Linked DNA regions of Mus musculus: regions 1, 2, 3 and 4 are each linked to region 5. A link is a loop called in an ENCODE intact Hi-C map of the cell type or tissue named here. Cell type or tissue: left cerebral cortex. All regions are shown on one strand. Region 1 overlaps Bdp1 (B double prime 1, subunit of RNA polymerase III transcription initiation factor IIIB). Region 2 overlaps Slc30a5 (solute carrier family 30 (zinc transporter), member 5). Region 3 overlaps Cdk7 (cyclin-dependent kinase 7). Region 4 overlaps Bdp1 (B double prime 1, subunit of RNA polymerase III transcription initiation factor IIIB). Region 5 overlaps Gtf2h2 (general transcription factor II H, polypeptide 2).

What was found. Peaks named below come from ENCODE experiments on the same cell type or tissue, not always from the same donor. Only the 100,000 strongest peaks of a DNase experiment are listed, where the experiment ranks them.
Region 1: it touches region 5 in a loop (5-fold over the local background); 5 of 42 quality-filtered maps call a loop at or near these places.
Region 2: it touches region 5 in a loop (5-fold over the local background); 4 of 42 quality-filtered maps call a loop at or near these places.
Region 3: a loop joins it to region 5, with 2.7 times the contacts of the local background. A loop is called at or near these places in 5 of 42 quality-filtered maps.
Region 4: a loop joins it to region 5, with 4 times the contacts of the local background. A loop is called at or near these places in 5 of 42 quality-filtered maps.

Annotation. Positions count from the first base shown.
Region 1 is chr13:100,055,206-100,060,205 of GRCm38, forward strand. Bdp1 (B double prime 1, subunit of RNA polymerase III transcription initiation factor IIIB) reads right to left here. Exons shown (of 39, transcript NM_001081061.1): 18 at 4,284-4,465; 19 at 3,521-3,740; 20 at 954-1,135; 21 at 1-98. Among named protein-coding and RNA genes, the nearest start is that of Mccc2, 42 kb to the left of the region's middle. In left cerebral cortex, no CTCF peak of the experiment used is centred here; a DNase peak (open chromatin) is centred at 2,694.
Region 2 is chr13:100,802,632-100,807,631 of GRCm38, forward strand. It overlaps Slc30a5 (solute carrier family 30 (zinc transporter), member 5), which reads right to left. Exons shown (of 16, transcript NM_022885.2): 14 at 3,903-4,129; 15 at 1,231-1,359; 16 at 17-830. The coding sequence ends at 660. Among named protein-coding and RNA genes, the nearest start is that of Ccnb1, 19 kb to the left of the region's middle. In left cerebral cortex, no CTCF peak of the experiment used is centred here; no DNase peak of the experiment used is centred here.
Region 3 is chr13:100,712,883-100,717,882 of GRCm38, forward strand. Cdk7 (cyclin-dependent kinase 7) reads right to left here. Exons shown (of 12, transcript NM_009874.3): 6 at 4,690-4,800; 7 at 3,619-3,737. Among named protein-coding and RNA genes, the nearest start is that of Cdk7, 16 kb to the right of the region's middle. In left cerebral cortex, no CTCF peak of the experiment used is centred here; no DNase peak of the experiment used is centred here.
Region 4 is chr13:100,062,801-100,067,800 of GRCm38, forward strand. Bdp1 (B double prime 1, subunit of RNA polymerase III transcription initiation factor IIIB) reads right to left here. Exons shown (of 39, transcript NM_001081061.1): 14 at 4,665-4,756; 15 at 3,077-3,266; 16 at 1,559-1,689. Among named protein-coding and RNA genes, the nearest start is that of Bdp1, 39 kb to the right of the region's middle. In left cerebral cortex, no CTCF peak of the experiment used is centred here; no DNase peak of the experiment used is centred here.
Region 5 is chr13:100,486,242-100,491,241 of GRCm38, forward strand. Gtf2h2 (general transcription factor II H, polypeptide 2) reads right to left here. Exons shown (of 16, transcript NM_022011.4): 2 at 3,835-3,923; 3 at 3,242-3,319; 4 at 2,895-2,931; 5 at 2,608-2,694; 6 at 233-283. The coding sequence starts at 3,890. Among named protein-coding and RNA genes, the nearest start is that of Gtf2h2, 3.9 kb to the right of the region's middle. In left cerebral cortex, no CTCF peak of the experiment used is centred here; DNase peaks (open chromatin) are centred at 2,176 and 4,424; H3K27ac peaks cover 343 bases.

The DNA of each region.
Region 1 (5,000 bases), 430 kb before region 5:
CATTTGGTCTTGGTCTCTGAAGTCGACCCCTCACTGGGAGAGTTGTCTGGACAACATTTTGCCTTGTTTCTTGTGTGACCGTATTCATCATGGGAGTCCTAGAAAAAAGAACAAGGGGGAAGCAGAGGGAGTTTGACTACAAGAAGTTGACAACTCTAAGAACATGCACCTTGAATTTCCTCTAATAAACTCCTATAAAAATATTTTTCAAATTATTCAAGGACAGTATTTTCTCACTACAAAAATATGGTATCAAAGTTAGGAAAGCCATAGGGGGGAAAAGTTATTTCATGTTTGAGATGTAGCAAAATGGAAGGCAAGGCCACGGCTAGTGTACAGTTCTAGATTAAAACCTAGCACAGTCAAGAGTAATAAATAAGGGGTGAGATAGTTGGGCAGAGGAAGCTCATTCAATTCTCAAATGTTAATAAGCTTATATGGTGTGCCTAACAAAATGTGTAAAAGTCAGAGGACAGAATGGCAGAGGCCAAGGACCAAAGAAAGAGGAGAAGGGGAGAGTGGAAGTTGATGTTTAGAGAATGCAAAGTTTCATTGAAAGGTTTATGAAAAAGAAAACAGTGTTCTGGGATGGATGGATGGATGGATGGATGGACAGAGGTGCTGCCCATAAAACAATAATTTATGTCACTTTGTTTGTACAACTAAAAGTGGTAAATTTTATTTTATGTATATATTTTGCCAACTTTTTAAAAGTCAAAGAATTTATAATACATATATATTTTAATGTGCTACTTTTCATAAATTATAAACAGTTAACAATAAATAAATACATCATTAAAAGATGTTCAATTCTATCTATTTTTTCATTTTAAGTGGTCTACCTTATCAGTTAGACAAATTATTCTCTATCCACTTTTTTTTTTTTAAATAAAGAGATATTTCAAAGAAAAGCCTCTCTTAGTTTAGATTTTTAAGGAAGTATCACTGTTTACCCAATAGGAACAAGTAAGCCATTTTCCTGGTTTGGGGTTAACTGAGAACCCTCTTTAGGTTCACTTGAATTTGGCGGTGAAGCATCCTTTTCAGTCTGTGTACATGGTAGTATCGCAGCCTCCTCCTCCTCCTCATGACCGGATTTATCATTTTCTCTTGATGCCATCAGGGAAGGTACATTCTAGACGTTTAAAAAGAAAAACCAATGGCAAAGCATTAATGTAAGACTAACGCAACCACTCTGTGTGGGTAACAAGGGGGGTCTGCTGCGCAGCACTTCTACTTCTAGAGCCCACCTTACAGAACATTTACACAAGTACAGAAACGTGCATGAACAAAGCTATGACTTATTCAGGACCATTATCCAATAGAAAAAATGAAAAATGAACAAAACACTGAAATAACATAGAAAATTAAATTTTTTTGGGGGGAGGACATTGTTGAGTACTGAAATGAGGTCCTCATGCATGCAAGAGAAACATTCTACCCACTGAACTAAATCTGAATTTCTTCTTCTTTCTTCCTTCCTTTTGAGATAGACTGTATAGGTCTGGCTGGCCTGGAGCTCAAGAGACTCACGTTCCCTACTTCCCTGAGTGCCACCACAATGAAGATACAGGGTCTCACTTTGTGCTTCATCCTCTTGAATAGCTACAACTACAAAGCGCACGCTGCACCACGCCCAAGCTTAACCTTATATATTCCAGCATATAACCACTTTAAGAAGTTTCTTCTTTGTCCTAAGCCCAAAAGAGGTTTAAAATACTGTATGAAATGGAAATATCAGCTGCTAAGGGATGATGGCATTGTGGCGTGTAACGCTTATATACATCTACATGTATATAGTCACAATTGCCACATTAATTAGGGAGGAGAAAGAAACAGGATATGGGGTTCTCTTGTTTTGAACTACAGACATAATTTTTATTTTTTTAATTTTTTTTGGTTTTTCAAGACAGGGTTTCTCTGTGTAGCCCTGGCTGTCCTAGAACTCACTTTGTAGACCAGGCTGGCCTTGAACTCATAAATCCTCCTGCCTCTGCCTCCCAAGTGCTGGAATTAAAGGTGTGTGCCACAACGCCCGGCTAGACATAATTCTTAAAATTAAAGATTTTGTAACAAAAAGTATTTCATAAAAGCAGTTTTTCTATCAGACAGGTGAGATGGCTCAGCCATTAAGTACACTGGCTGCTCTTCCAGAGACTCGGCATCTATTCCCAGCAAGCATGTGGTGGCTCACAACCACCTGTAAAAATCCAACCCCAGGGGATCTGAGGACCCTTTCTAGCTTCTGTGGGTACTGTACATATGGCTAAACACCCATACACATAAAACAGAAAAAGTAGCTTAACTTTACAAAGTTGGAGGAAGTACAAAACAAGAAAATTATTCTAAAATGCAAAATATGAATTTTAATTGTAAAGGGTACTTTAAAATAAATTCAGTTTGGGGCTGGAGAGATGGGCTCAACAGTTAAGAGCACTGGATACTCTTCCTGAAGTCGGGAGTTCCCAACAACCACATGGTGGCTCACAACAATCTATAGTAGTGAAATCTGATGCCCTCTTTGGTGTTCAGACAAACATGCAGGCAGATCCTACAAAAACAACTAAATGTTAAAAAACACAACACATTCACTTAAGCGCGGCCGGGCGTGTAGAGCTGTGACCCAGTTGCTTGGGAGGCAGGAAGAACACAAGTTCAAGGTCTCCCCAGGTTAGCTCAGACCAGCCTGGGCAAACTCGAGAGAGCTTGTCTTAAAACCCTAGGTTAGCTCAGACCAGCCTGGGCAAACTCGAGAGAGCTTGTCTTAAAACCCTAGGTTAGCTCAAACCAGCCTGGGCAAACTCGAGAGAGCTTATAAGTTAAGAAGGCTGAGGATCAAGCTGAGCTTTAATCCCAGCACTTGGGAGGCAGAGGCAGGTGGATTTCTGAGTTCGAGGCCAGCCTGGTCTACAGAGTGAGTTCCAGGACAGCCGGGGCTAACACAGAGAAACCCTGTCTCGAAACTCCCCCCTCCCCCCCCCAAAAAAAAAGAAGGCGAGGATCTAGCTCAATGACAGAAAGCTGTCCCAACATCTGCAAGGTTCCTAGGACTACAAGGACAAAAAGGAAACAAAGAACCACTGATTTTAATATTAACGTTTCAATTTTAATTCTGTTTAAATTCTAACATACAATCTTAACTTGTTATAAACACAGTTAATGAGACAAAGTATTTCCTTCAACTCATGCCTAGCACTTCATTTGTCATGTTACCTTAGTAACAGAATGGAATAAAGCGATGTTATTCCCATTTTTCCTAGAGAGGAACCTGTTACATTACTTGGCTGTGGTGACATAACCAAATGTCAAGTAGAGTCTAAAATATCTTAGCTGCCATCCTGAACACATGTACCCACACCTGCCTACCAGACACCAGATAGTTAACATAAACTATATGGAATGATGACGGTAAGCATAGAACACCATCCATGGTAAAAATTACAAGAACTTGCAATGGTTTAATAACCATAATAACAAGAAAAACTCCCCAAACCTAACCTCCACCTTAATCCTCACTCACATGTTGAGGAGAGAGAGCAGCTTGGTCACTGTCCTGCTGTAGCATGGCGGCCTCCACTTTGCAGGCTTCGGATTTCTTCCCAGGCACACAGTGCTCTGCTTCTATGGTTGCTCTCTTTAAAGCTGCTCTTGACAGGTTTGGTTTTGGTTTTTTGAATCGACTTCTCAGAAAGGGAGCTGGTTTAACTTGAAGTGGCTGCTGTTCTTGAGGAAGAGGTTTGCTTTTGGAAAAAGCATTAATAAACATGATCAGAAAGTGCTGAAGTTTGAAAGTGAGTGGAACTTAGAGACTGGCAGTAACCTTCTAATTGCTTTTGTTTTGTTTTTACACAGGGTCTTCCTATATAACCTAGGCTGGGTTGGAATATGCTCTCATAAGCCAGGCCGGCCTTCAATTCTCCTTCACTCTTTTGCCTCCACCTAACAATTATGGGGACTGTGGGTATGTACCATCATATCTGCTTAATTCTAATTTTTAAGAAGACAAAAATGGAACTATTCATTAAATTCTGAAAAACACCGAGTTGAACAATCCAGGCCATGTTCATTTCTAAATACTTGTTACATGTAATTTGTTAATAAGTATCACCTCTGGCTATCAAGATAGACTTAATCCTCTCTCCCCATCTCCCATAAATGACCTTAAAGCTTGTAACACTACCCTATACACACTACGGCTTGAAAGCTCACTTATTTCAACATAATCTGCAAACAGAACTTTACATTCTTTTTCTTTAAAGGCACACAGACCTATCCACTTGTACCTTAAGTTAGTATCTGAAAACCGCTCTAGAGCATCTGGAAGCGGCATCCCTTGGTCTGTTTCATGGCGTCCCAAATTCTGTGAGCAAGACTCCACATGACCTAAGTGGCTGGATATGTCCTTGTCAGTAGTTTCTTTTTCTTCCACAAGTGTAGGCATCACTGATATTTTACTGCTAATATTCTGGAGAAAAGAATCATAATATATCATCTTAAACAGAAATTCTATAAACATTTCACACATTTTAAACAAAGGTTTATTCCTAAAACAGTGATTTAAAAATGTTTTAAATATAAACCCCACAAATATTAAAAGTTAGACTTTAGGAATGCCTTCCCTTCACATTGTATATTTTGACTATTCTAAACCACAGATGTAATCATCTATATACACATGTTAAAAAGAAATCCTCAAAAATGCAGTTGAGTATGAACTACAAACAACAGGAATTTTTTACTAAAAGGTTTAAAAGTAGTCATTAATGTGGCGAGGAGAATAAAAATATATATTTTATATGACCATAGGAAATAAAATTTTAGCCTATATTTAAACTAAGGTTAGTACAAATTTAGGCTAATTTCGTAAACATAGTTTATCTAAATAAGTAACTTCAAACTGCCATTAGGATTAGTAACTTTCTCATAATTAGAAAAATAATCTTTTGAAATTTTTAAGTGAATAAAAAGGTACTTCAAGAACTTAAAAAAAATATTAGGAC
Region 2 (5,000 bases), 320 kb after region 5:
ATTCATTTGCAAATACTACCAAAAATAAAAAAAATTTATTTAATGGAGTGGTTAAATCTTGAAATACACCAAGAACTATATCATAGTTCTCTATTCTCTTTATCTCAAATCAGTGGTTGTAATTTCTCCTGAATAGTTTACATTTCAAGTAGATATACAGCTTGTACTTAAAGACTTAAGTTATAATTAGAAATTAGTTTTATATACAGAAAATTCATAAATATAGAATTTTATTCTCATTTTGTCCTTCAGATATGCAAAAAATCGACTAAAAACTTCATCTGAGTCTTTGTAATAAACATGTAAATACATATTTACAGTGGGGATGCTTCCTGACTGAGAGTAAATGCACAGAAGAAATTTTGGTCTTCACCAGAATCCATCATTATGCGTCCATTCCTGAAGATGATGTGTACGGTTACATCATGTTCATTCCAATGCAAGATTCCTTTCAAGCACATAATTCAAACAGAGCGACAATTTTCTTATTCAATGAATGCTTCATTCTGCATCTCAATTTTCTTTTAAAACAGACTCCTTAATCTAACAGTAGGGAGCTTAAAAAGTTTTCGTACAATTATGTGCAACTTTCACTCTGCTCTGACATTATCACCTCATCCGACCTCCGCTGTTCACTGTTCATGCCGCAGGGCTGCGTCTCACATGATGTAAGTGCCATCTTTGCAGTATTTCAGGGATTCCATCTGCTTCGTCATAGCCAGAACATCATGAAATCCAGTACTCAGGCCGGACATATGCTGAAAGTATGCCTCCTTTTCCACTTGTATGGTTAGGTTGTTTACTCCTGCATCTTTAAGTATCCCTGTAACCTGTTAAGACATTCAGAAAATTAAAGAATTCAGAATAATGTATTTAGTGCAGGTTTTCTTTTTTTAAGACAGGGTCTTAAGATTGTAGGTTGCGCCGGGCAGTGGTGGCGCACGCCTTTAATCCCAGCACTTGGGAGGCAGAGGCAGGTGGATTTCTGAGTTCGAGGCCAGCCTGTCTACAAAGTGAGTTCCAGGATAGCCAGGGCTATACAGAGAAACCCTGTCTCGAAAAACCAAAAAAAAAAAAAAAAAAAAGACTGCAGGATGGCAATTCACACTGCTCCATTTGCTTTTGTATCTCTGAGTGCAAGGACTAAAGGCAAGCCCCGCTATGCCCAGCAAACTACTAAGCCATATGGTGTATAAATTTTACACATGAATTATCACAAACAAGAATTACCTGCTGTACAATTCTCTGCTCCAGCACCTCAGATGTCACTTGTATATGAATTGTTCCCGCTACAATACTGGCAGAATGGCGCCAAAAATGAGGGTCTCGGTATGATATTAATCCCTCAATTTTCTGTATCTGCGAAATAAGTGGGGAGGTGGTATAAGTGATTTTTATAAAGTATATGCAGATAATTTGGTCTATAAATTATTATAGTAAGGCCAGAGAAGAAAACAGGATACAGACAGCTTGTAGTAACGTTGTTTAAGACATATAGAACATATTTCATTTATTCTGTTTCCTGAGCGTATTTAATGAGCTATAGCTTTCTGTATACTGATAAACATGCATACACACACAGTTACAGAAGTGACAGATTTAAAAGATATCCTCAGTTTTCAACACAACAGGATTGGCTAAATTATCAACTACAGAAAACTGGCTAAATAAGTGTAATATTATATTGCCACTAAAATGTATCATTTTTTCAATAGGATACTAAGTGGAAAAAGCTTACCAAACAGTATTTTGCTATTTTAATTTCCAAAATATTTTTGTTTTTCTTTTATGTGTATGGGTGTTTTGCCTGCATGTGTCTGTGCACTATTTGTGTGTCTGGTGTTCACAAGAGGCCGGAAGAGGGTGTTGGCTCCTCTAGAACTGAGTTACATAGACTTTTAGGAGCTGCCATGTGGGTGCTGGGAATCGAATGTAGGTTCCCTGAACAACAGCCAGTGCTCTAATTGCTGAGCAACCTCTTTAAGCATTTTTATGTAGTGAAACAACTTAAAATGTGTTATAAGATTTCATCTGATTTTTCTTTTTTATATTTTGTTGTACTTCTCTGCAATGGGTTTATTTGTGATTATTAAAGATCTATTTATTGTTATTTTATGTGTATGAGTATTTTTTTCTTCATTTAAGTGTGTGTATGTATGTATGTATATCTTGTGTGTTCAGTGTTCATGAAGGTCAGAAGAGGTCACTGGATCCCCTGGAACTGGAGTTGTAGACAACCAAGTTGCCATTGGGTGCTGGGAACTAAACCTGGGTCCTCAACAAGAGCACTTGTTGCTCTTCAATGTCACACCCTGGTCTGTGTGAGGGGAATCACATGTGCTTGGTAGAAGACTCCAAGAGAAGCAGACCCTAGTCTGTGACCTCAGTCTCCTCAAACACACAGAAGAGTGCACGGAATGCACTTTCATGCCACTCCCAGGCATGGCAGAAAGAGTGAGTTTCCTGTATTTCAGATTACTCATGACCACTGGCTAGTGTTATTTGTTGATATGCCCCTACAGAGAAACATTCGCATGTGTCTCCTAACCCCAACAGTATAAACTGTCTGATGCCCTAAATAAAGCTGCCTATTGTCTGAGGCTTTGTTCAACTCATTTTTAGGCTCTACTCTCCTACATGGTAGCACATGCCTGCAGTCCTGGGAAGCTGAGGAAGATTTGCTGCAAATCTGAAGCTAAAAAATAAAAAAAAAAAAGCCGGGCGTGGTGGCGCACGCCTTTAATCCCAGCACTCGGGAGGCAGAGGTAGGCAGATTTCTGAGTTCGTGGCCAGCCTGGTCTACAGAGTGAGTTCCAGGACAGCCAGGGCTACACAGAGAAACCCTGTGAAAGGATATACTATTAGTTTTGCGTTCTAGAAGTTTATAATCACAAAACAGGAGTCTGCTCATTGTATCTGGTTTACTTTGTTCCCAAGCACTTTTTTCTTTTTCATGGAACTGGAGTTACAGACGGTTGTGAGCTGCCAGGTGTGTGCTGGGAACCTAGGGACGACCAGAGCTCTTTACTACTGAGCCATCTTCCCGGACCCTCAAGCACTTTTTCAAATAAGTTTTTTATGTGTGTCTCTGTGTGTATGTGTGTATGTACAGAAGTTCCTTCCACCTTCTTTAAACCAGGATGTCTGGTGTGCAGCTTACAAATCAGGCTGTCCCAACCCCCTGAGACTGCAGGTAACGCTATCGTGCCTTCCTTCAACATCTCCATGGGTTCTGGGGACTGCACTCAGATCCTCAGGCGTGAGAGGCAGGCACTCTACTGAGTACTGAGTCATCCCCTAGCTTCCTGTCTTTTCTTTTTGAGACAGGGTGGTGTAGCTCAAAGACAGCTTTGAACTTCTGATCTTTCTCCTTCCACCTTTCAAGTGCTGGGAGCACATCTCCCATCATGCCCTGCTCACTTTTATTTTAAGTAATACTGAAAAGAAACAGAAATAAAACAAAAAACCAAAATTCTAAGCCCAACATCTGAAGTGAGGTTAGAAAGTCAGCATCTTTGTTTTCAGCCTATCCATGTCCTCAGCACCTGTCTGCGCACTGTTCCTTTCCTCTCCCTCCCACTCTTTCCGACTGACTCCCTCCCTTTCCAATAGCTCCAGTTGAATTAGAGCTTGTACATGTAGGCATGGACTCTACTGATCACTGCATTATGCCCTTAGCTCTAGTTATTTTCAGACAGTCTCACTAAAATTGCCTAGGCTGACCTTAAATTCTGATCATCTCACAAAGCAACTGAGATTATAGGCTACTAAGTCTGGATCTATTTAATTTATGAAATTAAATTGTATTTTATTAATTTATATCTTGCATACTACTTGTTAGATCAATTCATTCAACTTTAAGTGCTATTTTTAAAGGACAGAGTGAGTAGTGAGGAAATTACCTTTTCTAAAGCAATATGCAGTTCTTTTTCATGGTCAGGTGGTAGTCTCAGAAGTAGAACTTGACAGGCATCTTTAATCAGTGGGATCACACTGAGAAATATCAACACGGCAATAAAAAGAGAACACAGGGGATCAGCAATGAACCATCCAAACTGCTCTATGAGAACTGTGGACACAATCACGCCGATGCTGCCCAGTGTGTCTGCCAACACATGGAGAAATACACCTACAAATAAAACATTAGGGGCATAAGACATTAAAGTTGATCTGATTTAGCTCTTACCCATTCTAGCAGCATTGTTGGCTCCTATCAGTACCAGGCCCCTCTAGCAGCTGGCCCTTTGCAGTGATGCAAACATAGTCGCTGTCAAGGACTTGCAAGTACAGACTGTGTAAGGATGCTTGAAGCAAATATCATGGATATTTCATGGCTTGAAGCAAGTTTGTTTTGTTTTTCTCTCTCGCATGCAGGGCCTTGCAAGAGTTCTACTACTGAGCCATGTACTGAAACTTTGAGTCAATTTTTTCTTATTTTTTAAAAATAATTTTATTTATTGGCAGTCACAATGGCACACACCTTTAATCCCAGCACTTAGAGGGCAAGGGCAAGGCAGATCTCTGAGAATTCTAGGCTACCAGAGCTGCATAGTAAGAGCCTGTCTCTAAAAAATACATATGTACTTCAAGGCTAAATGTGCTACACAGCAAGATCTTGTCTTTTAAAAGGTTATATTTATATAGTTTAAAAAAATCGAGTATTTTTAATAATCTTAGAAAGATCTTTTAGTAAATGATATAGTCAAGTTTGTATTTGAAAAAATCTTTCTTTCTTTTTTTTTTTTTTTTGAGACAGGGTTTCTCTGTGTGGCCTTTGGTGTCCTGTAACTCACTTTGTAGACCAGGCTGGCCTCGAACTCAGAAATCCACTTGCCTCTGCCTCCTGAGTGCTAGGATTAAAGGCATGCACCACCACGCTCAGCTGAAAAAATTTTTTTCTTAAAGGTTATTACTTCTTACAAAAATTTTGAAGTAAATCAAAGCATTCTTTGGAAAAAACCCTGTCTTTATTACTGTGTGTACGAGGACTATTAGTGTGT
Region 3 (5,000 bases), 230 kb after region 5:
ATATTTCCCATTATTTCTCTAAAAGCCACTTATGTCCAATTCTTTCTCTCTTATTCTTCCCTACATTTTTTTGTTTTTTTTTCAATTTTTTATTAGCCTACATTTATTTTTATATTTTTTTGAAACAGGGTCTTGCATAGTTGGTCCGGAGATCACTATAATTAAGGCCTGTCTGGAATTTTTTTTTTTGTTAAAGATTTTATTTATTTATTATATGTAAATACACTGTAGCTGTCTTCAGACACTCCAGAAGAGGGCATCAGATTTCATTATGGATAGTTGTGAGCCACCATGTGGTTGCTGGGATTTGAACTCCGGAACTTCAGAAGAACAGTCGGTGCTCTTAACCACTGAGCCATCTCTCCAGCCCCGTCTTGAATTCTTGATCCTCCTGCCTCTGCATTCCCAGTGCTGAGTATTTCAGGTTTGACACTGCATCTGGCCCCTAAACTTTTGTTTAAACTTCTCCTCTACTTTTGTTTTCCAGGGTCTGATCATTTATCTGGTAGAATTAGAGATTGTTGGGTGAGCTGAGACTTAGAAGCAGGCCCTCTCAGGGAGGAGAGTCTATGTCTCTTGGCAATCTGTTCCCGGCATCTTTGACTTCCTTCATTCTCTTGACCAGAAGTTTAGCTTCCTCTGCAGCTTCCTCCTGCTCCTCTTGGTGTGCTGCTGTGCCAGAGCAACACACTGGTGTGTGTGTTGTAGGACACATGGAGTATCAAGGCACTGCATCTCAGGTACCCTGGTTGGTCCTGGGCATTTTACCTTCTTTGTTTAAGAGCTTTCAAGCCATATACTGGCAGACATCTTTGGAGACTGAAAGTTTTTAGATTCTCTTGTGGGCTGCAAGCTCAGAGGCCCAGGAGTATCTCTCAAGTCCAGGAATATCCTGCTCACTCCACCCCCACTTTTTTTTTAATACAGTAACTAAGTTGAGAACATTCAGATTGGTATCTACAATGCAACCATAAAAAGACTTGCCCTTCCTTTCTCCAGTTCTCCTTGGTCTGTAACAACACCCCTTAAACCCAGATATAGCTGTCTCTTATGAGGCTAGGCCAGTGCCTGGCAAATACAGAAGTGGATGCTCACAGTCATCTATTGGATGGAACACAGGGCCCCCAATGGAGGAGCTAGAGAAAGTACCCAAGGCGCTGAAGGGGTCTGCAACCCTATAGGTGGAACAATATGAACTAACCAGTAGCCCCAGAGCTTGTGTCTCTAGCTGCATATGTAGCAGAATATGGCCTAGTCAGCCATCATTGGGAAGAGAGGCCCCTTGGTCTTGCAAACTTTATATGCCCCAGTACAGGGGAATGCCAGGGCCAAGAAGTGGGAGTGAGCGGGTAAGGGAGCAGGGCGGTGGCGGGGGTGGGTATAGGGGACTTTCAGGAAAGCATTTGAAATGTAAATGAAGAAAATATCTAATAAAAAATTTTTTTAAAAAACACCCCTTATTCAACAGCAGAAACACTCTGCCATGGGTCAAGACACCTTGCTTCATGGAAGAACCCTGTCTGTTGTTGCCATCACTGATTCGGACCTCATGACCCTTCCTTCCACTCTTCACTCAGAACATCAACAGTCACATCTGTGGTCATGGGCATCTCACAGCAAGTATGAGGTTCTCCATCATCCACTTCAACAAGTCTCTGACGACAAGAGGCTAGGAAAGAGGTGTTTGGCTTCATCTTGACACAGTCAATTGCCAAGGAGATACGACCAAAAAGAGCCCCATGACCTTTAAAATCTAGGATTTTATTCTTAACACTCTATTTTTGTCAGCTTCATCAATGATGTCCACTCTGGTAACCCACTGTCAAAATCTTCCGAGAGCTCACATCCTCTCTTCTTACCCAGGGCTCAGGCAACTGATACTCATAATATTTATTTGGAAGAAGATGGCAAAATAATGTATAGGAGAATCTGTAATTTTTCTCAGATCCTTAAAAAATCTTAGGAATTAACAAATGCAGGTCAGGTGTGGTGGTGCACAACTTTAGTTCCAGTACCTGAGAGGCAGAGGCCAGCCTGGTCTACGGGTGAGTTCCAGGACAGCCAGAGCTACACAGAGAAACCCTGTCTCAAAAAAACAAGCAAACAAACAAAACCAGCAAATGCAAATCAGACTTGTTGACACATCTGTCAATCCAATATGGAGGAGAAGTGGATGGGGAGTTCAAACTCGTCCTTTGATAGAGTCTGAGACAGACCAGAGTCTGAGGCCAGCCTAGGTTATATGAGACCCCATTTCAAAAGGAAGAAAAGAAAACAAAGCCACCATGACAATTATAAAATCTGTGGGGGTTTTTAGTATGGGATTATTTTTTTATTTCCTGTTTTGACACATCAAAACTATGAACACCACCCACAACATTTTATAACATAAAATGCAAATATTAATGCTTTGAATAGAGAATTTATATCCATACATGCTATAAGATCAGTATTGATAAATGTAATAAACAAGGCCAATAAATAAAGTTGAAATAGAAGTTGTAGCTTATCTTAACTAAAATGTAAAGGCAAAATAAATTACTTATTCTCAAAATTTACTGTGTATGAAGCTAAACTGTGTGTGAGTACTTTTGAGGGAGCAGATGGCTCAGTTAGATTCCACCACACATCCCCATCAAGCATGCAGGCCTGAGGTTAATCCCAGCTCCCAAGGCTGGAGAAGCGGAGGAGGAGGATCCTGATTCTCTGGCCAGCAAGCCGCGCCTATCACCTAGCTCCAGATCCCAATGAGATACTATCTCAAAAACCACGGTGGAGGGCTGGGCTCAGTGGGTAAAGTGCTTGCTGTATAAGCCTCGGAACAGGATTCTGGATTCCCAGCACTCACATCAATGCCGGGCTATCTTGGTAGTTCTCCTGTGCTCAGGGAGATAGGGCTGCCCACAACAAGCCAGGTAGTTAAACTGACTGAATCTATGTAAAATGGAGAGAGACTGAACACACTTGATTTCAACTTCAGTCACCAAACATAAGCACCCATATACTTGAACAACAGCTCCCCCCACCCAGGCACATGCGTGCACACATTCGCACAAACACTCAGAGTGTAGACAGCTCTCAAGGAACCAAACCACACTTAAAGCTGTCCTTTGGCCTCTATACACACAAGTGCCCTCACTCCCATATACACAAAAGAAATAAAACATTTGCCTAGCAAGTCCAAGACACCATGTTATATCCTGAGGTTAGCTACCCAGGCTACCTATATGCATTGGTTTTTCAAGACAAGTGTTTTACTGCATAACAGCCTTGGCTGTCCTGGAACTCATGCTGTGGACCAGACTGACATCAAAAGAGATCCACCTTGTCTCTGCCTCCCAAGTGCTGGGATTAAATGAGCTCAAAACCATGCCCAGTTTACAATAATTTTTTGAATTAAAAAAAAAAAAAGTTACTGGGACACTCAATACTTAGCTTAGCAAAAATATCCAGTTGAAGGACTGAGTTAGATTCTGTCAGAAAGAGCTATGTGTTTTTTACTGTGATAAAGTAGACATAATATAAAAAGGACTGTATTCTGAGAACATAGCAAGTGTGACTCACTCCTAAGTTCTGAAAAGTTATTTCAGAGAAGACTGCTCAATTCTGTGTTCTTACCTGGTCACAACTTGATGTGTGTAAGCCCTATTGGGGCTCCCAAATGATTTGGCCAGGCCAAAATCTGCCAGTTTCAGAACTCCATTCTCATCTAACAACAAGTTGTTTGGTTTCAGATCCTGTATCGAGCAGTTATCAATACAAACAAAATGAAGCAGGATTAGAGGAAAACAACACATGGATACACTTAGTTAGGTTGCTTTACTTACTTAGTTAGGTAATCAAGACAGCGTAGCCCAGTCTGGCTTTGAACTCACTGTCATCAAAAAGATGACCTTGACCTTCTGATGCTTCTGCCTCTACGCTAGAGTGCTGGGACTAAGGGTTTACCAAATGTGGGGTTGAGGACTGAACCCCAGGGCTTCATATACGTTGGGCATCCACTTTACCAACTGAGCTATGGCCCAGCACCAGTTAACTTTAAAACTCAGAGAACAAAGCTGGGTGTAATGCACGCCTTTAATCCCAGCACTTGGGAGGCAGAGCCAGCCTGGTCTACAGATTGAGTTCTGTCTTAAAAACCAAAGGGTAGTAGGGGACCTTAGACAATGAGAGATCAAAATGGATGACGGCATGCACCAGTAGTCTCATAAGCACAGAGCCAGCCTAGGTTACAGGGGAGGTGCTATAGTCAAAACAAAACCACCGTCGGACTGGCAAGGTGGCTCATCAGTTAGAGCCATTTGCAGTAAATGTAATGACCTTAATTTGATTCATAAACCCCTCAAAGTGGCAGAAGAGAAGTGACTCCTGGGAGTTTTCATCTGACTGCCACAATGTACTGTGGCACACACCCAACTAGTCATGCACCTGGACTCACACTAACAGACACATGCACTTAAAATACGTAAAACAAAACTCCAACTGACCACTGACAAAAAGTTTAATCAAACTTAAGCAGCAACATTAAAAGTCAGATGTGGTAAAAATGCCCACAACTTTCTGGCCTTCAGGAGTTAAAGCAGAAAACCATGAATTTGAAGCCAACTGGGCCGCAAGGCAAATTCCTGGCCTTCCTGGAATACAAAGCAAGACTCTCACAGATAGATGGATCATTCCTTAGAATCTTACCCTGTGTAGAATCCAATGCTGATGTAAATATTCTAAGCCCTGAAGAGTCATCAACATGTAGGCTTTAATGTGGGATGGTGTCAGCACAAGGCTGTTATCCTTTATAATAACCTATAAAATAGACAGGCAATATGCAGCTATGTTTCATTATTCCAAATGAGCTCTAGCAAAGAACTTACTGATTTAAAATTAATATATTCATGTCAAGAATTTCTATGGTATAATATCCAACTCTCCTTTAAAAAGTGTTGTATGAGTTGGGCGTGGTGGCGCATGCCTTTAATCCCAGCACTTGGGAGGCAGAGGCAGGT
Region 4 (5,000 bases), 420 kb before region 5:
ATGTGAGATACTTTGAGTTACTGGGCAGGAGACTCCTGAGGCCCCTAAACAACAGAAGCTATCACCACTGCTCTTGCTTGTTCACCGTAACTGAATGGTCAGACCCTATTGTTGAAGACACAACATACTCTGGCTGCAGGACATAGGAAACCAAACTGGAACTGAGCAGAAAACCTCCTCCCTGCTGCCTACTTTTCATAGTGTGGGATGATGCTATGCACACACTGGAGAAGAAAGTCATCAATGGTCCTACCCAGTGAACCCTGAAGCTACAATACTGTCCTACCTGGCAAGGTGTGCCCACTGGTGCAATAGTGTCATAAAGATAGATGTGTGTGGGCTAGTGAGATGGCTCAGTGGTTAAGAGCACTGACTGCTCTTCCGTAGGTCCTGAGTTCAAATCCTAGTAACCACATGATGACTCACAACCACCCATAATGAGATCTGACACCCTGTTCTAGTGTGTCTGAAGTCAGCTACAGTGTACCTATGTATAATAACAAGTCTTTGGGCTGCAGCAAGCAGGGACTGAGTGACTGGGGTTGACCAGAGTGAGCAGTGGTCCTAAAAACTCAATTCCCAACAACCACATGAAGGCTTACAACCATCTATACAGCTATAGTGTACTCACATAAAATAAACAAGTTTAAAAAAAAAAAAAAATAGATGTGTGTGCCTTCGCATGTACGTGGGCATGTTGACACAGCAAGCCATGTGTGGGAACTAATCACTTTCTAACTGGATCTTGGCCTAAGTGACAGGAGGGAATTCCTGCTTTGTACTGTAAATCTGCTCAAAAGCCCATCCCTGAGAAGGGTATAGGCCCAGCTAGGAACCTTGTACTCTTTGTTCCCCTAAACAGATATGGTATTCACCTATCTTCTGCATATTTGTGCTTAAACATAGCTATTAGGGCTGCTATCAACTTTGGGCAGAGGAGTTCCTTTCTGCATTGATTAACAGGTACGTCAGAGACTCATACCTTGTCAAAGTGTTCTCCATAAGTGACTGCTGAGTGCTACACCCGAGATGAGGGTGGGGCGCACGCACCCCCAAATGCACATGGAGATCAGAGGACAATGTATAGGCAGCAATTCTTCTGCTTTTCTCCATGAGACCCAGAGATCGAAATCAGGTCATCAGACTTGAAAACAAGTACATCTTTATCCAGTGAACAACCTTGCCAACCCCCACCCTTAGGGCCTACAGAGGCCAGAGGGCATCGAATGCCTTAGAACTGGAAATGCAATCAGTCATGCTGGGTGGTATGGGGCTTGGAATGGAAGCTGGCTCCTCTGCAAGAGCAGTAAGCAATCTTAACAGCTGAGCCTTCTCTCTAGCACCTTAGTTATTTATAGACACAATATAAACTGAGACACACAGAGGCAAGGTGGTTTGTTTCTGTAGGGTCAGTGAGATGGCTCAGTTCTGCCCTCCACAGCACGCTGTGCATGCATGCACTCGGCCTCTCCTCAAACACAATACAGAGTATCTTGATTTGTCTGAAACAACTCACTGAGCTCTAAAGCTGTACTGCAACTGGTAAAGTGATGCTTACCTTGGGCAGTCACTAAGAACCTGGGGCTGATCAGGCTGAATATTCTCAAAAGGGTCCTTTCTTCCAGGCTCTGACACAGTATCTTCACATTGCAAGTTTTTATGTGACTCATTTTCCGTTTGTGGAGGAATCTTAATAACAAAGTTCATATTTTACATTTCACAATAAAACACAAACCTTTCAAAAACTTTACTGAAAAGTACATGCTAGCCAGGGTTAGCTGCACACTGTACTACAACACTTGGGAGGTAAACACAAGAAGATCACAGGCCCAAACAAGTCAAGGCTACAAAGGGAATGTGAGAACAACCCAACTACAAAAGATCCCATCTCATTTGAGTAAAAGTAAAATGGTTTTTAAAAAATGACAAAATTATAAAATAAATTTAAAATACCGTTTAATGTTTTTCTTTTAGCTACCTAAGAAATTCCCTCTACCATGTCTCAAAGTCCCATTCTTGTCTGTCCACACATAAAGCAATGTTTCAGACTTGTTTATTTCAGTCTGTTTCAATCGCATCACCAGAATCCTCCAGTGTTTATATTTCTAAATACTTAGTGTTGTAAGTACATTAGAGACTATAAGAAATATAACTAAACACAGGTATAGTGATGTAGCTTAGTTGGTAAGAGCGTTTGCCTAGCAAGCACAAAGCCCTTGGCTCAATGGGCATGGTGGCATGTCTACAGTCTTAGCACTTGGGTGGAGGCAGGAGGATCAGAGTTCAAGGTTATCCTCATTTATACAGTGAGTTGGAAGTCAGCCACGAATTTGTCTAAATATATAACCTATTATTCAATTATATATAAAATTAAATGTACATGTATATATAACTAAATATATGTATATTGAATATATTTAACTATATATATAAATATATTTAGATTCTGACCAAAATATAAAAGAGAATTATAGCAGAAAGAAACCAAATCTTAAGTCATGATAACTTTCTGGTTTCTTCAAAGGAGTATATGAAAAAATCTACAACTCCATGAACCAGAGATAGCTCAGTAGTGAGAGTACCTTCTTAGCTGGAAAGAGGTCTTGGGTTGGGTGTTTTACATACCACAAGCACACACGCAGGTGCATGCACACACTCAAATCATTATCTCTGTTTTTGGAATTATTCTTTAAACACTTCCAGTATTTAAGCCAATGTTAAAGTTCACATATATGACTATCTTTTTAAAAGGAGGCTGAGAATGTGGCTCAAGGGCACAGTGCTTGCTTGAGAACCTGGGTGCAGTCTCAGGCACAGGGAAAAGCCAAGTCCAAATATGGAGTGTGATGTGAGCAAGCCAATATTAGACTCTGACTGAAATATAAAAAGGTAATATAAAAGAGTCATGCACAATGCTCAAATATCTCAAATAATGTAACATAAACAAAACTCCTCAATGTGAGATTTTAGCCACAAATGTAATAAAACATACACAAGCTTATTTTAAAAGAACAAAAGACTTACAATAAGACATATATACTTGCTCAATAAATGTTATCAGAATTAATCTACTTACCACAACACAGGATTCATCTTCACTTTTCTCTACATGGGCCCCAAATTTTTCCTGTGAGGTGAGAATTTCTTTCCTTTCTGCAGCTTTCACTACATTTGGCTTTGGTCTTTGCATTCGACTCCTCATTAGTCTGGTAGGTCTTAAAACCTTTGCCTGACTATCCTGCTGTACACAGGATTTCTCACTCAAACTATAATCACAAAGAAATGAAAGTAACAATTACAGAAAAGTCACAACATTGCTTGGTTATATAAATAAATCAATCATGTTAAATACAAAGCACTTCCCAAGTATCCACAAGAATATCTTGACAGATATTCACCACACATGCACACTTTACTCTTGAAGGCAGACAGTCCTGGAAGCCTAGCTGTAGACCATGACCAGGTACCACCCCATCCCCTCCCAACAGACCAATCTGCCTGTGCCAACGCCTTCCCTATCACCGATGATGAGCTGAAATCCCTCTGAAATGTAAGTGCACAGCAGAACTTAGTCTGACAGCAGCTGGTGAGAAAATCAAACACTATCACCACCCTTCTCTGGACATTGCATATAAATACATAAACCATACCGCCAAGCCGGACCCTGTGTGTGAAAATGAAGAAACATGTGGTCAACTGCAAGCTTTAGAAGAAATAGGTGAGAACCTTGAGGAAAGACCCTGAAAAACACCTCAGCAACTGTTCTTCAGTAGCAGTGTTGTTGACTCTTACAGACATATCTGTCATAGACACTGTAAGAAAGTGAATTCTCCAAATGATAGGTGATATTAAGGTTCTCAGGAGAATCAACGAAAATGTTATCCTGTGCCTCAATTCCCATCTGAGAAAATGTCATTTGCTGTATTCATTAATGTTACACAATAAAACCATCTTTAAAAAGCATCAAAATTTCACTTCAAAATTGGAAAAAAACTATATCTGCCGAGCATGTGATACTATTACTTCTTTCAGGACATCACTGTTTAATGCCAGAGAAGTAGTGCTAACTTGTAGAATTGCATCCCACTGAATAGTCCAGAATCTATTGATCACAACCATATTTGAAGATCAGCTATCCTATCAAGTTAATTATTCCTTTAGAAATCAAATCACTTCAAATACAACTATCCACAAACATATATCTTATTTATTTGACAAGACTTATTAGTAAACTGAAGGAAGCACAAAACCACTAACTCAGCGGTACAATGATCTAGGAGCTTTACTTCTTTGTGAGACCAGTCTCCTGTATGACCGACCGGCTGACCGCAAAACTATCCTGTGTATGAGGATAACCTTGAACGCCTGATTCTCTCCCCTCTCCCTCTCTCTAGTGCTGACATCGAAAGCACACACCACCGTGCCTGGTTTGTATGTGTGGTTCCGGACAGATTACGACAGGCAGTCAGATACAGCCCTAGCTCTGCCCACACCATCATTTCTATCTATAATACCAAGCACAGAGAACATTAGTAAAAATTCCTACTACTATCTATAATGAAAGTAGACTTGATGTACCATAGTTGAAAAATCTGACTTTATTAAAAACAAAAACCCTGATAATTACAACCATTCCTGAAGGTCATTTCTTCGCAAGTACTTACTCAGACACAGTTTTGGCACCTGGGCTCTCTCCGTCTGTATTCTTTGCTACAGATGTTTCAGATTCATTCATGGTCTCTTTTTCCATGTGATTCTGTAAATGTAATTTTTTACATTTAAGCTACTTACAGTAAAATATTCCACTGAATGGGAATTAAAAACAAACTAATCTTGAGTGCTTTAATAACAAGGCAATTTTCTAAACACCCTAAATACTGATGAGACTATAACAAAACACATAATCTTACATGGTTGGAAGGCCCTTCCCAACATCAAGAGTAATTCAAATACTGATATTCTCTGACCATGACTATCATCGTAGACTGTATTCTAAGAAA
Region 5 (5,000 bases):
TTCTCATAGTGTTTTTGAAAAATCTAGCTATAAACTGTCTATACGTTAATAAGACATACTACATGTTTAACATTTAGAGTTATTTTGCTCTTCAATATTAAGTATACCAAAAATAGGTACATAATCTGGTTCCCTTAATACTTCAAAGAATATATGTCCCATTTTAAAAGAAAAATAAACTATATTTGACAGCAAAATAGGAATCTAGTTCTGAATTCATTTGTCTACATACCTGACTGATAGGGTTTTGATCAAAATATTCTTCTACAAAGTATTCCAGCAACTGTTGAAATAAAATTAAAAGGCAGCATAATAATAAAATTAAAAGGCAAAACAGCAGTAGCAGACGCCACGCCAGTGCCCTGTAGAACCTATTTATGGAGCAGGGCTTCTCATGACTTTGGGGGACACAAGGGTGTGAGCTGAGACAGTGTCTCACTATGCATCCCTGGCTAGCTTCACCTCACTCCTAGAGCAGACCGACACTGAACTTGGCGAGATGTTCCTCTCGCTGCCTCCTGGGCACTGGATTGTAGGTATGTATGTAACTCCAGCTCTCTCAGATTGTCATAACTGTAAACACGTTGTGAAAATGTTCAATTGTAAAAGCATGTGGAGTGGGTGATAAGACAGACACAGCCCCGTTTAAAGATGAGCCGCATCAAACACAGCAGGCACCTGCTACCCTGGCTACAGGGGAATCTGAAACAGGAGAGTCTCCTGAGGCAAGGAGTCTAAAGTCAGCTGAGGAAACACAGCAAGATCTCATCGTGAAATTCAAAACCAAAAAAATTAATGGATCCATTTGGAGTTGTCTAAAACAACATAAATAAGAAAAATATCCAGTGAGGAGAGAGGTGACAGCAGAATCAAAAACAGGCATCAAACAAACAAGGCACTGAGGCAGATGATCTCTTGAGTCTCTGGTCTGCAGAGCTAGTTCTGAGACAGCAAGGACTAAACAGAAACTTTGTCTTGAAAAAACTAAATAACTAAATAAATAAATAAGTTGGAATATTATTAGTATGTTGTTAAGGTGAAAAAACAAATTCAAAGTCAAAGGAGAATGAACAGTCAGTTGGGGAGAGGTGAGTAACTAGCCTCAGAACAGCAGTTCTCAACCTGTGGGACACAACTTTTTGGGGGCCTGAATGATCTTCTCACAGGGGTCGCCTAAGACCATTAGAGCAAAATGACAGTTATGAAGTGACAATGAAGTAATGTTATGGTTGGGGTCACCACAACATGAGGAACTGTAATAAAAGTTCACAGCATTAGGAAGGTTGAGAACCACTGATTTAGAGAAATAATAAACCAAGACAACCACTTTTTCAAGTTCTTTGTTTTGTTGTAGCTCAGGCTCATTTTAGACCTCATTTTGTAGACCAGGCACACTTGAGGTCAGAGGACCACTTTCTAGAGGTAATGGGTTTTCTCCTTTCACCATTTTTTCTTTTTAGACCTATTTATTTTATTTCATGTATATGGGTATCTTGCCTGCATGTATATCTGTGCATATACGTGCCTGATGCTTAGGTGTTGGACTTTCTAGAACAGGAGTTCCTGACAATTAGGAAGTTCCATATGGGTGCTGGAAATTGAGCCAGGGTTGCCTGGAAGAAAAACTAGTGAAAGCCAGGTTGTCAGTCTTGCACAGCAAACCTTAAAGCACAGAGCCATCCTGTCAGCCCATTTGCTTGTTTGTTTGTTTGTTTGTTTGTTTGAATTATTGGAGGATTAATTCAACACATATTTATAGACTAGTTCTTGGAATAAAAAGTCACTTTAGAAATGATCTGGTGTAAAGTCTGTGGACAGTGCCTCCAGCCCAGCATAAGAAAAAGTGAGGCGTGCTCAAACCCCTGGAATCTCAGAGCAGGACTGGGGCTGCTCCCCCACCCCGCCCCGGGGCCTCTAATGCCTGCTCTGGAACACGTAACCACGACCCCTAGCTGAGGTGACCACAGGCACCCAGTCACACAGCACGGCACCTAGAACACCTCTCCATGCTAGAGGCACCTCAGCATCCTTTGCCTTCAGCCAATGAGATGCCCCTTCCTGGAGACTCTCACCACCATCCCCAAAATTATACAATCCCTGGATCACCCAGAACAAAGCCTATGCAGCCAATCCACCCCCAATGAAACACCATGAACAAGCAAGCCGTTTCACGGAGCAGCTGCACCACAGGGAAGAACGTCGCCCACACTAAGACTCCCACCCCTCTGCACTCAGCACTCAGCACTCTGCACTCTGCACTCACTCCCAACCAGCCTGGAATCTTGCTTGTCCCAGGCCCTGATTTCCCCTCCTAGCCTTGCTCTGATGCCCCAAAGGGAGACCCAGATTCCGGACTCCCCGCCCCAGACTTTGCCCAACCCTCCTTGAGCTGATTTATCTGTGTATCAGCTGTGTCCAGATACAACCAGCAGAGAGGCAGAACACGGGACCAACATTTCTACTCAGTTAACATTTGTTACTAATTGGAAAAAAAAGCAAAACAAAATTTCCTGTACTCTTAAACTGTTATATAATATATATTTTTACTTATACATATGTATATACCCTTTCCCTACATTTAGCACAAACTTAGGGAGTCTACTATACCTTTAAAGTGCAAGTCAGTCTATTGGGCTTTAAATCCTGATCTTCCATTGTTCTCGATCCATCCACCACCACATACAGGTGGCGCATCTACCAAAAACAAGGAGAAATGTCCAAGTACATTTTTGAGGAAGAAGCAAAATTATTACTTACTATTCAAATATTCTAGGCATAAGTTTTAAATCTATTCGTTTAAAAGGTTGTTGTTTCACTGTTTATTCTGTCAAGTCAGAATATTTCTCTGATCCAAACTAGTTCTGCACAAACTAACAGAAAAATTCCTAACATACCATTCCAAGTCGGACTTGTCCATGGTGCTCAAACACTCTGTTAAAATTATAAAAAAACAGTTAATTGAACATCACAGCTACCAAAACTCAATAAAACAATCTGTGTCTTTTTCATTAATTATTAACTTTTGAAATACATAAAACTAAAGGCATCATGGGTAGTCTCTGGAGACCACTTTTCTTGGGGGCAAGGGCTACTTGCTAGCTCTTTACCCCTAGTCAGACAATTGTGGTAAGCTTCCCTAAGCACACAGTTAAAAAGAAATATGAAGGACGGTCACAGAGGGACAGAAAGGCTTCGAGAACCTCTTTTCCTTTTGTAACTCTTTCTCAAAAGCAGCTCATACCTTTTCCTCTTTGCCTTGAAGAGAATATCTTCTATTGTAGCTTTAAGTGATCCAGTTTCATCTTCTTTAAGAATTTCCCTGAAAGCAATATTTATTAGTTTGAAATAAGCTAAAAATACTAATCCAATAAAAAGTAAAACATACAAAGATCTGTATATGTATGTTCGCAGCAGCACAATCCATAATAACAAAAAACTGGAAGTTGATGAAAACATCTCAAATGCTGAATGAATGCACAAAATGTAGCATAAGAGTATAGAGATATTCTCCAGCAATTACAAAGGAGCACATTCAACATGAAGGAGCTGTGAAATTTACATCAAATGGGCAGGAAAGGTGATCTGTAGGTCATGACAGTGTGTACAGGTGGTGGGGACGGAATGAGTATAAAGGCACTTACTGCCCTCATTTACTGTTCTAAAAGTAGTTTATGGCAAGAGTTATACAAAACAGTAAATATTTTTCAAAAGAATTTCACTGGGTTGTCAACTGAGATATATTGAATTTTAATACACATGAAACACACTTTAATAAAACTGAAGTTAAAGAGAAAGAGACAGTATCTACAGCACGGCCAATTACATCTAACTTACCAGGTTCTCTCATAGCCTCCTTCCCACCGCTTGGTTCTCTCAGGTTCTTCATCCATGGTGCTTATAATGATATATATGCTTATTCAACTCTGTAAAAAAAAAAAAAAAATAGATCACCAATTAACCTAATTACTTAACAGTTAGGGACAAAGTTTAAAATATCAGAATGCAAGGTCATTTTATTCTTGCAGTGTATTCAGTAACTATTCTATGAAAATACAAAATTCTCAGTTGGGCAGTGGTGGCACAAGCCAGCATGGTCTACAGAGCGAGCTCTAGAGTGAGCTCCAGAGCAAGTTCCGGGACAGCCAAGGCTACACACAAAGTAACCCTCTCTCAAAGAAAAAAAAAAAGTCAGAAGATTAGAGACTAGTCCTAAGGGGCTTTTTATGAAACCTGCTACAATATAACGTTATTAATTAAATTCTGTATATTTCCCACGGAGTCATCATTTGCCTCAGAAAACTTGATCGTTTGTCTTTAAAAGGTAAAAATACCTCAGACTGGCAAATGCTTACTCAGCATCCTATCCTCCATGTGCAAGAATAGCTGTCAGCCCAGACAGTTCCTATCTGAAACCGCAGACAGGGAACTAAAGCCAGAACGTTATTCCCTGAGCCTCTCATGCTGATGCACCCTTCCCTCTTCAAGCCCAGACTGGGCTACACAATGAGACTCAAGCCCCTCAAACACCACTGTGAACATAAAAGTAAAGTTCTGCCTGGACATGGTGGAACTGATGGGAGGTGACTCGGAAATAAAAGATAAAAGACAGGTATCTGTAGAAGCAGGACTGGCTTTTTTACTCAGAAACAGGAGGGCAGAGGCAGGTGGATCTCGAGCCCAGTCTGGTCTACTAACAGAGTCTAGGACAACCAGGGCTCTGTTACACAGAGAAACTCTGTCTCGAAAACCAAAAAAGTAAAAAAATTAAAAGGATGAGCCCTTAGAAGAGGGAACAAAATACCCATGGGAGGAGTTAAAGAGACAAAGTTCGGAGCAGAGACTGAAGGAATGACCATCCAGAAACTGCCCCACCTGGGGATCCATCCCATATACAGTCACCAAACCAAGATACTATTGCAGATGCCAACAAGAGCTTGCTGACAGGAGCCTGATATAGCTGCCTCCTGAGAGGCTCTGCCAGTGCCTGCCAAATACAGAAG